Regions from separate parts of the Homo sapiens genome. Here region 1 is linked to region 2. A link is a loop called in an ENCODE intact Hi-C map of the cell type or tissue named here. Cell type or tissue: Caco-2. All regions are shown on one strand.

Evidence for each region. Peaks named below come from ENCODE experiments on the same cell type or tissue, not always from the same donor. Only the 100,000 strongest peaks of a DNase experiment are listed, where the experiment ranks them.
Region 1: it touches region 2 in a loop (24-fold over the local background); 3 of 110 quality-filtered maps call a loop at or near these places.

Annotation. Positions count from the first base shown.
Region 1 is chrX:63,271,835-63,279,834 of GRCh38, reverse strand. It overlaps LOC105377212 (a long non-coding RNA gene), which reads left to right and starts at 2,189. Exons shown (of 5, transcript XR_001755867.2): 1 at 2,189-2,397. In Caco-2, a CTCF peak has its summit at 4,500 (motif pointing right); no DNase peak of the experiment used is centred here.
Region 2 is chrX:63,684,258-63,692,257 of GRCh38, reverse strand. All of the region lies in intron 4 of ARHGEF9 (Cdc42 guanine nucleotide exchange factor 9), which reads left to right. Among named protein-coding and RNA genes, the nearest start is that of ARHGEF9-IT1, 17 kb to the right of the region's middle. In Caco-2, a CTCF peak has its summit at 4,977 (motif pointing right); no DNase peak of the experiment used is centred here.

The sequences.
Region 1 (8,000 bases), 410 kb after region 2:
AAGAAGCCAGGAAAAATTAGGTTCATTGATTTTAAGGAAAATAAAGGGAGTAAGGAAAAGAAACTCCTGGTCTTCCACGGTGGTTCATGCCTGTAATCCTAGCACTTTGGGAGGCTGAGGCGGGCGGGTCATCTGAGGTCAGGAGTTCAAGACCAGCCTGGCCAACATGGTGAAACCTCGTCTCTACTAAAAATACAAACATTAGCTGGGCATGGTGGCGTGCACCTGTAATCCCAGCTACTCAGGAGGCTGAGGCAGGAGAATCACTTGAACCAGGGAGGCAGAGGTTGCAGTGAACTGAGATCGTGCCATTGCACTCCAGCCTGGGCGACAAGAGCAAGACTCTCCGTCTCAAGTAAAAAAGAGAAAGAAAGAAACTCCTTTAAGGTGGAGTTGAGAATTAGGGTTAATATAACCTGAGTCCAACTTAGCCTCTGAGTTTTGTCTAAACAGATGGAGGGCTCTGATTGGCTCACAGCTGTGTGTAGTGGAGGGCTCTTCATTTGGTGCCTGAGCAGCTTTGACCCCTGGAGTGGTGGATCCATGGGGACCTTGGAGCTTTACAGATGTTGGGATAGTAAGAATAACTTGATATCACCCAGTTCAGACAGGTTCTAACAGCCTTTTGACCTGCAGGAGAGTTTAAAGACATACCCAGTCTCCAGGTGTGAATTTAGAGTGTATCTTTCCTGAAAAGGAGGGATCGGGTTTGGGGCTGTGGAGATTTTGGTAATGGCCAATGGCTTTAATGGTCTGTCCAAGAATTATAACATATTGTGTGGGATAATGATTTTCTGGCTCTAACAAGAGGTCTGTTTGTAAGAAGGGTCTTCCATAAAGAACTTCAAATGGGCTGAGATGGGTTTCTGATTTTGGGGGTATAAGGGACCTTAAGAGGGCAATAGGGAGCAGAGCTGGCCATGACTGTTGGGTTTATCAGTTTTGTAAGATGCCTTTTTATGCTTTGATTGGCTCTTTTACCTTTCCAGAGGATTGTGGATGTCAGGCTGCTTGAAACTAGTATTTGATTTGAAGGGTCTTAGCAACTTCTTGGGTTATTTGAGAAATGAAAGCAGCGCTATTGTCTGACTGCAGTGAGTGAGGGAGCCAACAATGGGGAAGAATGTGGTTCAAAAGGGCCGTGGTGACTTCTGATGCCATGCCTGTTCAGTTTTGATGCGAAAGGCTTCTATCCACCTGGCGAAGGTATCTACAAAGATTATCAAATATTTAAGTCCCTTGCATGGAGGCATGTGTGTAAAATCTAGCTGCCAGACTTCTCCTGGTAGGATCCCTAATCTTTGAATGAGTTGGAGGAGAGGGGGAAGTTTGTGGGCCCCTTCAGGACTGGTTTGGCAGCAGGTGGGGCAAGGCTGTGAGATGGATCTTAAAGTTTATGCTATTCCTTTACCGATAAACAGTGACCATATTAAGTCTTGGAGGGCTTTAGCCCCTAAATGAGTTGATTGGTGTAAACTGTTTAAAAATTTTCATTGTGAGGCTCCTTGGAGCAAAAGTTTGCCATTAGGGCTTTTTAGCCAGCCCTCCGAAGTATGGGAGAAGCCTTTCTCTAGAGCCCTTTGGGTTTATTCCTGCATATACAGTGGAGACAGTTGAGTTAGGTTAGCAACTAAAACTGCCTAAAGAGGTAGCTTAGTAGTCACTCTTGCTTGTTTATCAGCCTGATTGTTCACAATAGAGATTTTATCATTGCTTCTCTGATGGGCTTTGCAGTGAATGATAGCTACCTGTGCAGGAAGCAAAATTACCTCTAACGGGGCCATGATTTCAGGAGCATGTCTAACTGGAATATTTTGGGCTGTTAAGAGTCCCTTTTCTTGCCAAATGGCTGCATGGGTATGTACTACATGAAAGACGTAGGTCAGTCTGTGTAAGTATTAAGTTTCATGCATGCTCCTAATTGCAAGGCTCAGGTAAGGGCAATAAGTTCTGCCTTCTGGGCTGAGGTGGTGTCACAGGGTAGGGGCCCAAATTCTGTAACTTCAGTAAGGCTAACAATAGCATACCGTGGTAACTGGGTACCTTCTAACATGAAACTATTGCTGTCTATGAACCAAGTGGCCTCCCAATTGGTAAGGGGAATATCTTGGAGGTCAAATCAGGAGCTACAAATTAATTCAATATTTTCTTTCTTTCTTTCTTTTTTTTTTTTTTTTTTCTGAGACAGGGTCTTGCTCTGTCGCCCAAGCTGGAGTGCAGTGGTGCAATTTCAGCTCACCGCAACCTCTGCTTCCTGGATTCAAGCTATTCTAATGCCTCAGCCTCCCAAGTAGCTGGGACTACAGATGTGTCACCATGCCAAGCTAATTTTTATATTTTTAGTAGAGATGGGGTTTCACCATGTTGGCCACGCTGGCCTCCAACTCTTGACCTCAGGTAATCCACCTGCCTAGGCCTTCCTAAGTGCTGGGATTACAGGTGTGAGCCACTGCGACCAGCCTTAAATCAAGAGTTTCTAAGCAAGAGTGTTTAAGTGATCCTTCCACATTTGGATCTGGTAACAGGATGGCATGATTAAGAACTTCACACTGCTTAATGTTTAATTGTGGTGTTTGTAGAAAGAGGGTTTGATATCTTCTTATTTGATTTGAGACTCAGTGAGAGCCCTTTGAGTTTAAAGTATCCACCATTTGGTGTGGGGTATACACTGTTATTCCTTGGCCTCAGCTTGGAGGCCTCCTCAATCAATCGGGCCACAGAGGCTAGTGCCGGGGGAATGGAGGCCAGCCCTGTGTCACCAAATTGAGGTTCTTTGATAAGTAAGCTACTGGTCATTTGGAGGGCCCCAATGGCTGGATTAAGTCTCCAAGGGCGATACCCCTTCTTTCAGGTACAAATAAATAGAAAGTTTTTCTAAGGTATGGTAAGGTCAAAGGTGGGGCAGTTGTAAAACTTGTTTAATGGGTTTTAGGGTTTTGTTCATTTCAGAGTTCCAGTAAAGGGGTCTTCCTCTGGTCCCCATAGTGTCTCATAAAGAGGGTTTTGCTATGAGTCCAAATTGGGGAGTCCAAATATGACAGAAACTTGGCATTCCCAAGAAGGAGTGCAACTGTTGTTTAGTTGCTAGTGTGCCCATGTTTAAGATGAGGCTTTCACAGTGATCAGAGAGACTTTTAAACCCTGGGGTTAGTGTGAGTCTCAGAAATTGCACTTCCAGAGAGGAAATTTGAGTTTTAGAAGGAGAAACCTCATAACCACAGGAAGATAACCTCTAAAGAGTTTTAATAGCATTTAGATATTCTAAGATTAATAGTATTTAATACCTTCAGTTGGACTGCAGATAAGCAGGTGGTCAACATATTGGAGCAGGGTGCTATTAAGGGATAGCTGAATGGTGAACAGATCTTTGGCAAGAGCCTGTCCAAATGGTTGTGAGCTATCTCTAAATCCTCAGGGGAGGCCTGTCCAGGTTAATTGTTGGGAGGTATGAGTGGAAGGATCTCGCCATTCAAAGGCAAATAAAAATTGTGAATCTGAATGTACTGGAATGCAAAAGAAAGCATCCTTTAAGTCTAATACTGTGAACCAAAACTGCCAGAAGGAATTTGTCCTAACAGGATGTAAGGGTTCGAAACAATGGGGTGTGTAGGAACTACTGGATCATTGATGGCTCTTGGGTCTTGTATCATTCTATAGGTGCCTTCTGGCTTTTGACAGCTAAGGTGGGTGTGTTACATGGTGAATTACAAGAGTGAAATTAAGGGCTGTAAGCCTAATTGGGTTTCAAGATTTAGAGGCTATGGAGATTTCCTAGGGAAAGAGGTGAAGACCTTAAGGATGACCTTTTTGGGGTCTGCACGCAAAGAACATCCTGGAGTGGATGAGTTTCATACTTCAGGGGGAACTTGTTGTACAATGAAAGGCTGTATGTATTGGAGTCAGTATTAAAAGGTAATAATGCCAGTATTGAACAGGCCTGGTTGGAAAACTGAAAGCTAGTTTGAAGTTTTGCCATTATATGCCTCCCAAGCAAAGGGATGGAACAAGTGGGCAAGACCAGAAATAAGTGAGTGAAAATATTTTTTTCCCTAGTTGCATACCAATGCATACCAAAGATGGGGTAAAATAGCTCTGTTTCAGTTGGCCCTCCTTGCTTGTGAGGATTGAGGACCAAAAGTTAGGTCCAGAGAATTTAATTAGGGCAGTGTAACTAGATCCTGTGTCAATAAAAAAACTCAATTTTATATTCTGCTACACACAAGATTACCTGAGATTCAGCAGTAGTGATGGAAAATACAGGAGCCTGGATGGCCTCTGGGACAGTGAGGAAATGGCCCCTCTTGGGGCTTTTTCTTCTCTTTTAAGGTCTCCTCAGCTTTTTCATAATTGAGGAACAAAGTTAAGGGCATTTGCCTTTGCTTTCCTCCCAAGTTGGCCCATAATTGGGACTTGTTTGAGGATGACTACCTATCATGAGGGAGCGAGGAGCATTCCAGTTTCCAGTGTCCCAGTTGCTTGCAGTATTGGCAAAGGCCAGGTGGTGGCAGTAGAAAATCAGGTGACACTCGTGGAGGGTTTTGGCAGTTTCTGTTAATATGCCAAGGCTGGTTATAGCTATAACAGAGAATGGGCCTTTTATTGGTCAGTGGGTGACATCCTGATGCTTGGTCTGTGGTCCCTGGTTTGGGCAGGCAGGTAGCAAAGGCAGCAGCCATATAATGAGCTTGCTGCCTGTCTCTTTCTCTTTCCTTCCTATCCTGTCAGTTCTTGAGGCTTCCTCCCAGTTATTAAAGAATGTAAAGGCCATTTATAGCAAAGTAAGGAAAGGGGTCTGTGGCCTTTGAACTAGTTTTTCAAGCTTATGCCTAACGTCTGGAGAGGCCTAATAAAATACACAGCCACAATAGTGAGGCCCTCTTGGCTCTAGAGATCCATATTAGTGCATTTTCTCATAGCTTCAGCTACCCTAGAGTGGAATAGGGCTGGGTTTTCATTTGGCCCCTGTGTAACTTCTCTTAATGTAGCATAATTTGCAGGTTTAATGACAGCCTTTTTCATCCCCTCAATCAGGCAAGTGATCATATAATTGTGGTGGACTCTATCAGGGTCTCCTTCTTGACAGCCCCATCTAGGATCACTATCATAAACAACTGTTCTTCCTGGTTCAGGGTTCCAAATGTTCCAGGCATGGAATTCTTCTGCCCATCAGTGGGCTAGAGACCAAATGTGGGTCTTTTCCTTATGAGTGCAACAGGTGGTAAAAATAACCTAAATGTTTTGCCAATTGAGATCAAAGGAAACTGCAAGCCCCTTGAATTTCTTCATAAAATGGGAGGGGTACTAACTAAAAGAGCCAAGATTTGCCTCTATTTCAGACAAATCAGACATAGGGAATGAGACATGGGCCCTGATGATTCCTACACCCCCATTTGGCCACTTCTCAGAGCTGCAAACCTTTATCTGATGATGGGAGAGAATCAGAGGTGACTCCTGATCTGGTATGTGGAGGAGAAGTGGTTCTGGGTATGGAGGAGGTAAAGAGGGAGAGACAGAAGGTGTAGCTGAGGAAGGAGGTATTGAAGGGAAAGATGTGTAGTCAGGGAAAATGAATGGAGAGACCAAAGTGGGAGAGGTCTGGAACATGAGAGTGTAAAAGAAGGGTCATCCAAAATGTCTGAGGAATCTAAGGGACTTAAGAATTTTGCCAGTCTCATTCTACAATTGTCTCTAAAGTCTAGGTTTTTTTTTTTTATAGAAACATAAACTTGAACATAGGGCACCTCAGACCATTTGGAAGAGTTATGGCAAAAGAGATCAAGATTTAAAAGAATACTGGAGTCTAGGCTCCCATTCTGGGTCCACTTCAATTTCTGTGGGAGGTGGTAAGGAGGCCATGCTATGTTGCAAAGAAAGATTAGGTGTTTCTTTTTGAGGGGTTGAGGGTCAAATTTGTCCCGATTCTTCAAAATACAGTCTAGAGGTGAGTCTACAGGAATAGATGGGGTTTGTGGAATGAAAAAACATGCCACTTTGGGGCAGTTCCACTTGGGGCATGAACGACACTTTCTGTCAAGACATCTCGCCGAAATGAAAAGAAGGTTCCATTTATGTCCACTGAGGGACTCTGGGTGCACTTTCTAAAGGAGTGTCTCAGTCATTAGAAAAGTCCTCTTGGCTGATCGGAGGCCTCATGCTGGATGGCCAGTTGAGGTACTCATTTATGCTGGGTGATCAGCTCAGGTTTGAAGAAAAAGGGTAAAGGAAGATCTCTGTCTGGTGTTGACCCAGGAGAGTGGGTAGTTAAGGGAAGACTCACTGTTCTGAGGCTGTCTGAGATCACCTGATTTAGCACATCCAGAAAAGGATGATTGGCTGTCTCCACAGGAGAATTTAGAGTGACAGAGGGTCTGAGTCACCTAAAACATGTGCGAATTCACCCTGAACAAGCTTCTGCTGTCAATTGCTTCACATTTTGGCATCAGGGGCTTTTGATCAGAAAAAATAAGAAAGAGCCTTTCTTTTTTCTGGGCAGGGCAGCCAGTCCTGTTCACTCTTTGGCCTTCAGGCGGCACCATAGACTGGCCCTGCCTGTTACTTTTAATTGCCAGAGAGCTAATAGAAGCTGGCAGACAAAAGACTGAAAAGAATAAGTAGACTCAGGTCCCTCACCCTAACGGGCGATGGTGGTCAGACGCTTTCGCAAAGACACCTTCCAGTCCTACTAGAGAGTAGCTCCAGCTACAGTGCAATTGCCTCTGTGCTTAGACACTGTCCAAAGTTCGAAAAAAGAGAGGGGAGAGAGTTCCCCATGAAGAGAGAGTCCCCTTATGGGCCACCAGAATGTTGCCGGTGAGCAATGACTATCTGGGCTGGTGGTGCAGGACTGAAAGAATTTACCAAGACAGTTGTAGGTAGAAAAAAGGCAGATTTATTAGAGAAAGTATGAAAATACATTGTGAAAAGGCAACAGACAGTATCAGTAGAAGAGAAGCTGACAGCCAGGAGCAAAAAGGCTTGCTCAGGATTCTATAGAATGGAACTTGGGAACTTGCATTCTTCTGTCAGCTGGGATATTTGATAAATTGAGGAATTTGATGGTAAGCAGGAAGTTTGTGAGTTATGTATCTTATTGGTTCAGGAGGGCTATATGTCCTGGGCCATAAAACTATAATTTATCAGCTTCCTCTTTTTGTTTATATGTCCTGAACCATGAAGAAAGGCAAAAGGCATAGTTTATTTGCCTCATATCTTTGCTTTCCGCTGGTCCTGCCAGCCTGACTCCTTTTTCCAAATTAGGACTCCACAATATATTGTGTATTTATATTTGTTCAGATAAAAATACTTTTATAATATTGTGCATATTTTTTCTTTCACCAATAATTTATAAATGTATTTTTTAATTTTTAATTATTTTATGATTAAAGATATATTTTTGTTTTCTAACTTTACTGTGGTGGAAGAACATATCTTTTATGATTTCAAACCTTTAAAATTTATAATACTTGTTCCATGGACTAGAATATGGTTTGTCTTGCAGAATATTCCCTGTTGCAAAGAAACAAATGTATATTTTGCTGTTGTTGTGTGGAATGTTTTATAGATGTCTGTTAGGTAAAGTTAGTTAGAAATGTTGTTTAAAGTTTCTCTGTCTTGGCTGAATTTCTGTATCGTTCAATTACTAGATTGCTTTAGTCCCTATTATTGTTGAATTCTCTACTTCTTCCTTCAATTCCTTCAATTATAGTTTTATGTATTGGGTACTCTGCTTTCGGGACATGTGTGAGTTGTCCCGCCTTTCTGAACAAAACCAATGTATTTCTTAAATGTATTTGATTGATGTCTCAGGCCTCCCTAAAATATATAAAACCAAACTGTACCCCTCCCACCTAGGGCTCCTGTTCTTAGGACCTCCTGAGGGCTGTGTCACAGGCCAGGGTCACTCATATTTGGCTTAGAATAAATCTCTTCAAATATTTATTTGAAAATATTTCAGAACACCTGATGTTTTGAGCCCTCTCAGAGGTCATAGACCTCTGGAG
Region 2 (8,000 bases):
TGTTGATTGTTTCCCTTGCTGTGCAGAAGCTTTTTAGCTTGATATAATCCCATTTGGGTATTTCTGCTTTTGTTATCTGTGCTTTAGAGGTATTACTCAATAGAGTCTTTGTGCATATCAATGACCTGAGGCATTTTTCCAGTGTTTTATTCTAGTAGTTTTATAGTTTCAAGTCTTACGTTTAAGTCGTTCATCTATTTTGATTTTATTTTTTCATATGGTGAGAGATAGGGGTCTAGTTTTATTCTTTTGCATATGGACATCCAGTTTGTCCAAGAACATAAGTTGAAGAGGCTGTCCTTTCTCCAATATGTGTTCTTGGTGTCTTTACTGAAAATGAATTGGCTGTAAATGCATGGGTATATTTTGGGATTCTCTATTCTGTTCAATTGGTCTATGTGTCTGTTTTTACTTCAGTACCATGCTTTTTTGGTTACTATAGCTTTACAGTGTATTTTGAAGTTAGGTAGTGTGATGCCTCCAGCTTTGTTCTTTTTGCTCGGGATTGCTTTGGCTATTCTGGGTCTTTTGTGGGTCCATATGAACCTTAGGATTTTTTTCCCATTTCTGTGGTGAATGTCATTGGTATTTTGATAGAGATTGCATTTAATCTGTAGATTGCTTTTGGTAGTATATTTTAGCAATATTAATTTAACAATATTAATTTAATATTAATTAATTGCATTTAATCTATAGGTTGCTTTAGGCAGTACATTTTAACAATATTAATTCTTCCCATCCATCAATATGGGATATCTTTCCCTTTTTGTGTGTAGTTGTCAATTTTTTTCAGCAGTGCTTTTTATTTTTATTTTAGAGATCTTTCACTTCTGTGGTTAAATTTATTCCTATTTTTTTTTAAATCCTGTTTTAAATGGGATTGCTTTTTTGGTTTCTTTTTCAGATTGTTCACTATTGGCAAACAGAAGTGCACCTGCTTTTTGTATGTTGATTTTGTATCCTGCAACTTTACTGAATTTGTTGATCATTTCCAGCATTTCGTGTGTGTAGGTAGTCTTTAGGTTTTTCTAAATATAAGATTATATCATCTGCTAACAAGGATAATTTGATTTCTTCCTTTTCAATATGGATACCCTTTATTTCATTCTCTTGCCTAAATTGCTCTGGCTAGAACATGCAGTACTACACTGAACATAAGTGGTAAAAGTGGGCATTCTTGTCTTGGTCTAGATCTTGGAGGAAAGGCTTTTGATTTTTTTCCTGTTCAGTATGATGATAGCTGTGGGTTTGTGATATATGGCTTTTATTATTTTGATGCATGTTCCTTCTGTACCCAGTTTGTTGTCTTTTTCTCATGGAGGGATCTTGAATTTTATGAAATGCTTTTTCAGCATCTATTGAAGTGATCATACAGGTTTTGTCCTTGGTTCTGTTAATGTAATGTATCACGTTTATTTATTTGCATATGTTGAACCAAACTTTTGTCCCTGGGATGAGACCCACTTGATCATCGTGAGTGATCTTTTTAATGTGTTGTTTAATTCAGTTTGCTAGTATTTTGTTTGGAATTTTTGCATCTATGTTTGCCAGTAATATTGGCCTGTAGTTTTCTTTTTTTGATGTGTTTTTGTCTGGTTTGGGTACCAGGGTAATGCTGGCCTCATAGAATGAGTTTGAAGTATTCCTCCTCTTTACTTTTTTGAAATAATTTGCATAGAATTATTATCAGTTCTTTTTTAAATGTTTGGTGGAATTCAGCAGTGAAACCGTAAGGTCCTTGGCTTTTCTTTGATGAGACACTTTTTATTACTGTTTTGATCTTGTTACTTGTTATTGGTTTGTTCAGGTTTTCTATTTATTCATGGTTCAATCTTGGTACGTCATATGTATCCAGGAATTTATCCATTTCTTCTAGGTTTTCCAATTTGTTTGCCTGTAGTTGTTCATATTCTCTGTAATGATCCTTTGTATTTTTGTGGTATCAGTTATATTCTCCCTTTTCACCTCTGATTTCATTTATTTGAGTATTCTTTTTTTCTTAGTCTAGCTAAAGATTTGTTGATTTTGAGTATCTTTTCAAAAAAAACAACTTTTCATTTCATTGATCTTTTGTATTTTTCAGCCTTAATTTCATTTATTTCTGCTCTGGTGTTTGTTATTTATTTCCTTCTACTAGCTTTGGGTTTGGTTTGTTCTTGCCTTCCTAATTCTTTGAAGTGACTTGGTAGATTATTTATTTGAAGACTTTCTTTTTCTTTTTTGATGAAAGCTTTTATTGCCATAAATTTTCCTCTTTGTACTGCTTTTGCTTTATTTCATAGGCTTTAGTATCTTGTGTTTTCATTTTCATTTGTTTTGAGAAATTTCTATTTTTTAAAAGAATTTTGTTATTTACCCACTGATCATTCAGGAGCAATGTATTTAATTTCGGTGTATTTGTACAGTTTCTTAAGTGCTCTTCTTACTGATTTCTAGTGTTGTTTCATTGTGGTCAGAAAAGACACTTGATATTAATTTGACTTTTTAAAATTTGTTGAGATTTGTTTATGGCCTAACATATGGCCTGTTTTCAAGAATGTTCTATATGCTGATGAGGAAAATGTGTAGTCTCCAGCAGTTGGATGATATGTTCTGTTATTTTCAGTTACGTACATTTGGTCTATAGTACAACTGAAATCCAGTATTTCTTTGTTGATATCTTGTCTGGATAATCTGTTCATTGCTGAAAGTGAGTGTTGAAGTTCCCTATTATTATGGTGTTGTAGTCTGTCTCTCTGTTTAAATCTACTAATATTTGTTGTGTATATTTGGGTGCTCCAGTGTTGGGTGCATGCGAATTTATAATTGTTATATCCTGTAGCTGAATTGACCCATTTATTATTATATAATGACATTCTTTGTCTTTTCTTACAGTTTTTGACCTGAAGTCTGTTTCGTATGATATATGTGTAGCCACTGCTGCTCTTTTGTGGTTTCTATTTGTACGCAGTATCTTTTTCCATCCCTTCACTTTTAGTCTCTATGTGTCTTATTCACTAGAAATTCACTTAAAGAAGTGAACTTCTTGAAGGCAGCATATAGTTGGATGCTGTTTTTTTTAATCCATTCAGCCACTCTCTTTTAATTGGAGAATTTAGTCCCATTTACATTCAATGTTATTTTTGAAAGGTAAGGACTTACTACTGCCATTTTGTTATTATTTTCTGATTGTTTTGTAACTCCTGTCTTCCATTATTTTACTACTATCTTCCTTTGTTGTTTAGTGATTTTTCTCTGGTGGCATGTATTAATTATTTGCTTTTGTTAGTGTATCTTTTACAGGTTTTTGCTTTGATGTTACTGTGGGGCTTAGAACATCTTATTATAAACTGATGACAACTTAACTTTGATCAAAAGAAAAATTAAAAACTAAAATCTCTAAAATTTAAGTCCATTACTTCCCCATTTTAACTTTTTGTTTTCTCAGTTTACATCTTTTTATATTGCCTATCCCTTAATAAATTGCCTTTTTGTTTTGTTTTGTTTTTGAGATGGAGTCTTGCTCTGTCTCCCAGGCTGGAGTGCAGTGGCACGATCTCGGCTCACTGCAACCTCTGCCTCCCGAGTTCAAGCGATTCTCCTATCTCAGCTTCCTGAGTAGGTGGGATTATAGGCACGTGCCATCACACTCAGCTAATTTTTGTATTTTTTAGTACAGATGGAGTTTCACCATGTTGGCCAGGCTGACCTTAATAAATTGTCATTATTTTTGATAGATTTTTTTCAGTCTTCATACTAAAGTTGTGAACGGTTTACACACCACAATTCAGTATTTGTCTGCATAGTTTATTCTGAATTTGTCTATATACGTTTACCAGTTTATTTTATAACTTCAGGTGTTTTCTTGATACATATTAGTGTTCTTTTAAGATTGAACAACTGGCTTCAGCAGTTCATGTAAGACAAATCTTCTGTTGATGAATTCCCTCAGCTTCTGTCTGGGAAAGTCTGTATCTCTCCTTCATGTTTGAAGGATGGCTCTGCTGGGCACAGTATGGGAGGTTTTTTTGTTGTTGTTGTTTTGTTTTTTTCATTCAGTACTTTGAATATGTTGCCCCCCTCCCTCCTGCCCTGTAGGACTTACACTGAAAACTCTGTTACCACAGGAATTGAAACTCCTTTATATGTTATTTGCTTCTTTTCTCTTGCTGCTTTTAAGATTTCCCTCTTTGTCTGTTAACCTTTGAGAGTTTGATTATTATATGCCTTAGGGTAATCTTATTTAGATTGAACATGTTTGGTTGTCTTTAACCCTGTACCTGGATATTTATATCTTTCTCTAGGTTTGGAAAAGTCTCTGTTATTATTACTTTGAATAAGCTTTCTACCTTTTGTTCTTTCTCAACATCCTCTTTAAAGCCAATGACCCTTTGACTTGCTCTTTTGAGGCTATCCCCTAGATCTTGTTGGCGTTCTTCATTTTTCTCATTATTTTTTCTCTTCTTATTGTGTATTTTCAAATAGTCTTAGGGCTCACCGGTTCTTTCTTCTGCTTGATCAATTCTGTTGTTGAGACCATCCCATGTATTTTTCAGTTTGACTATTGTATTTCTTAGCTCTAGGATTTCTGTTTAATTTTTTAAAATTTCAATTTCATTGTTAAATTTCTGTAATACATTTCTGAATTGCTTTTCTGTGTTACATTGGCATTTTCTGAGTTTCCTGAAAATTGCTATTCTGCATTCTTGATCTGAGAGCTCACACAACATCATCTCATTAGGGTCAGTCACTGGCTCCTTATTTTGTCTATTTGGGAATGTCATGGTTTCCTGTTTGCTCTTTCTATGGATATATGTCTGTGCATTTGCATTGAAGGATTAGTTCTTTATTCCAGTCTTCACTGTCTGGCTTGGTTTGGTCTTTCAGAAGTATGTCTGTCTAGAGGTTTTGTGCAGAGTGACTATTTAGTTCCCTTAGCCTGAGATCACTGCCTCCTTTTCAACACTAGATGGCACCCTGAACCCAGATTTGACATAGTCTTTCTCAATTTCAGAGTGCTACTCATCCTGGATGGGGAGGAATCCCAAAGATACCCCAGCTCTGTGGGAAAGCTGGATGGAGGTTTGTTCCCAGAGGACTGATGAAGTGTGCTTCCTGCAACGTGATGCTGTTAAACAGCCTTTCTGATTTGGTGTCTTTTTTGAGGTCAGATGAAGGGAAGCTGGAGTTTCATGCACTGGGTGTTGCTAACCCCACCCCCACCCTCTAACTCTAGCTGCCTTTGGGATTTTTTACTCTGCAGGCATTCAAGAGGCTTCTTACAGGTTGAGGCAGGAATAATTTTTCTGGAAAGGAATCTAAGATGGTGGGGAAGCTAGCTGTCCACTTTTATTTTTTCCAGTATTATAGGAACCTTGATTTTGAGGGTGCCTTTCTACACAGTGCCTGGCAGCTTGGGGAAGGAGCTATTTTACCTTTTGCTTGCAGTTTTTCAGTTCTCTGTGGCCTCTGGGATTGTCACAACTTCAGTCATTGAGTTCTGGAATATTCCTTTTGATAATCTGGGCAGTGGCTAGTTCTTTTTGGTTTTCTGTGGAGGAGAGTAAAGCTACATATACTGTGCTATTTTGGTGACATTCTCAGTTATGAGAATTATATATTTTGTTAACAAGTCCTTTGTCAGATAAGTTATTTGCAGACATTATATCCCAGTCTGTGGCTTAGCCTTTCATTTTCTTAACTGTGTCTTTTCTAAGTTGTGCATATTTATGGAGTATGTGAGAAATTTTTAACATATGTATAATGCATAGTGATCAAGTCGGGTTTTAGGGTACAATGCATTTTTTTTAAGTATAGTCATCCTACTCTGCTATTGAACATTGAATGTATTCCTTCTATCTTATGTTTGTACCCTTTAACCCACTTATCTTCATGTTCTCCCTTCTCACCTGCTCACACTTCCGTCTCTGTTATTTTTCCACCCTCTACCTCCATGTGTTCAAATTTTTTAGCACCCCCAAATAAATGAGAACATGTGATATTTGTCTTTTTGTGCCTGGCTTATTTCACTTAAGACAATGACCTCTAGTTTCATCTACGTTGATGCAAATGACATAATTTCATTCTTTTTATGGCTGAATACTATTCCATTGTGTAGAAGTACCATATTTTCTTTATCCATTCATTTGTTGATGGACACTTAGATTGATTCCTTATCTTTGCTATTATGAATGTTGCTGCGGTAAATATGCAAGTGCCAGTATTCCTTTGATATAATGATTTATTTTCTTTAAGTCAATACACAGTAATGGGATTGCTGGATTGAATGGTAATTCGATTTTTAGTTTTAAGAGTATCTTAATTTTATTGAAATCCAGTTTATCGCTTTATTTTATTTTATGGGTCATACTTTTTGTTTCCTACTTTCTTTGCCTATCTCAAAATCATAACGGTTTTCTACTTTTTTAAAAATAGAAGTTATATAGTTTTATTTTTTACATTTAGGCCTATGATCCCTTTTGTGGTAATTTTTATATATGGCACAAAATACAGATCAAGGTTAATTGGTTTCTGTATGGATATTTGTTAAAAAATACTGATTCCCCTATTGAATTGCCTGGGCACCTTTGTCAAAAATCAATTAAGCATATATGTGCAGATCTATTTTTAGGTATACTCTTCTGTTCTAGTGATCTATATGACTATTCTTGTAATAGTAACCCACTTTCTTGATTAATATAGGTTCATAGCAAGTCTTTAAATCAGATAGCATAACTCCTCCAACTTAGTTCTTTTTCAAAACAATTTTAGCTATTTTAGGTTATTTGTATTTCTATATAAATTTAAGAATAATCTTGCCAAATTTTACCAAAAACAAGCAAACAAAAACCCTATCAGTGTTTTGGTTGGGATTGCATTAAATCTGTGGATCAGTTTTGGGAACATTGATATGATGAGTCTTCAAATCCATGAACATTTAACTGTTTATTTCGATTTTTTTGTGATTTCTCCCAGGATTGTTTTTTAGTTTTCATTGTATGATTTTGACCTTTTAAAATTTGATTGTTTTAAAAAATATTTAAGGTATAAATTTAAGATGTACAATGTGATGTTTTGATATAAATGATGAAGTGATGACTACAGTCAAACAGATTAACATATCATCTCACATAGTTACTTTTTTGTGGTAATAGTATCTAAAATTTACTCTCTTAGCAAATTTCCAGTGTATAATACAATAATGTTGACTCTAGTCCCCATGCTGTAGGTTAGATCTCTAGACTTTTCCTGTGTAACTACAACTTTGTGCCCTTTGACTTATATCTTCCCATTTTCTCCCACCCCCTCACCTCTGGTCACCACCATCCTAATCTGTTTCTATGTATTCATTTTTTTTTTCCTTTTGATTCCACATATAAGTGAAATCATGCAGTAGTTTTCTTTCTGTGACTGGATTATTTCATGTAGCATAATGTCCTCTAGGTTCCTCCATGTTGTGACAAATGACATAATCTCCTTCCCTCCTTCTTTTTAAAGTCTGAATAATATTCTATTCTGTGTCTCTGTATGTATATGTAATATATATATAAATAAATTAAAAATAGAGGTAATTTATTAAAATATAGGCAACATATTACATATACATATACACCCGACAGTTTCTTTACCCATTTATCCATTAATGGACACTTTGTTTGCTTCCACATCTTGGCTATTGTTAATAGTACTGCAATGAACATGGGAGTGCAGATATCTTTACAAGGTAGTGAGTGCATTTCCTTTGGGCATATACTCAAAAGAGGGATTACTGGATAATTTGATAATTCTATTTTTGATTTCTTTGGGAACATCTTAAAGGTATTATTTTCCACAGTGGCTGCTGTACCAATATATATTCCTACTAACAGTGTACAAGGGTCTCCTTTTCTCTAAACCCTTGTCAACACTTGTTATGTCTTATCTTTTTGATAATACCCATCCTAATAGATGCTAGGTTATTTCTCATTGTGGTTTTGATATGCATTTTCCTGATGATTAATGATGTTGAGCATCATCGTATA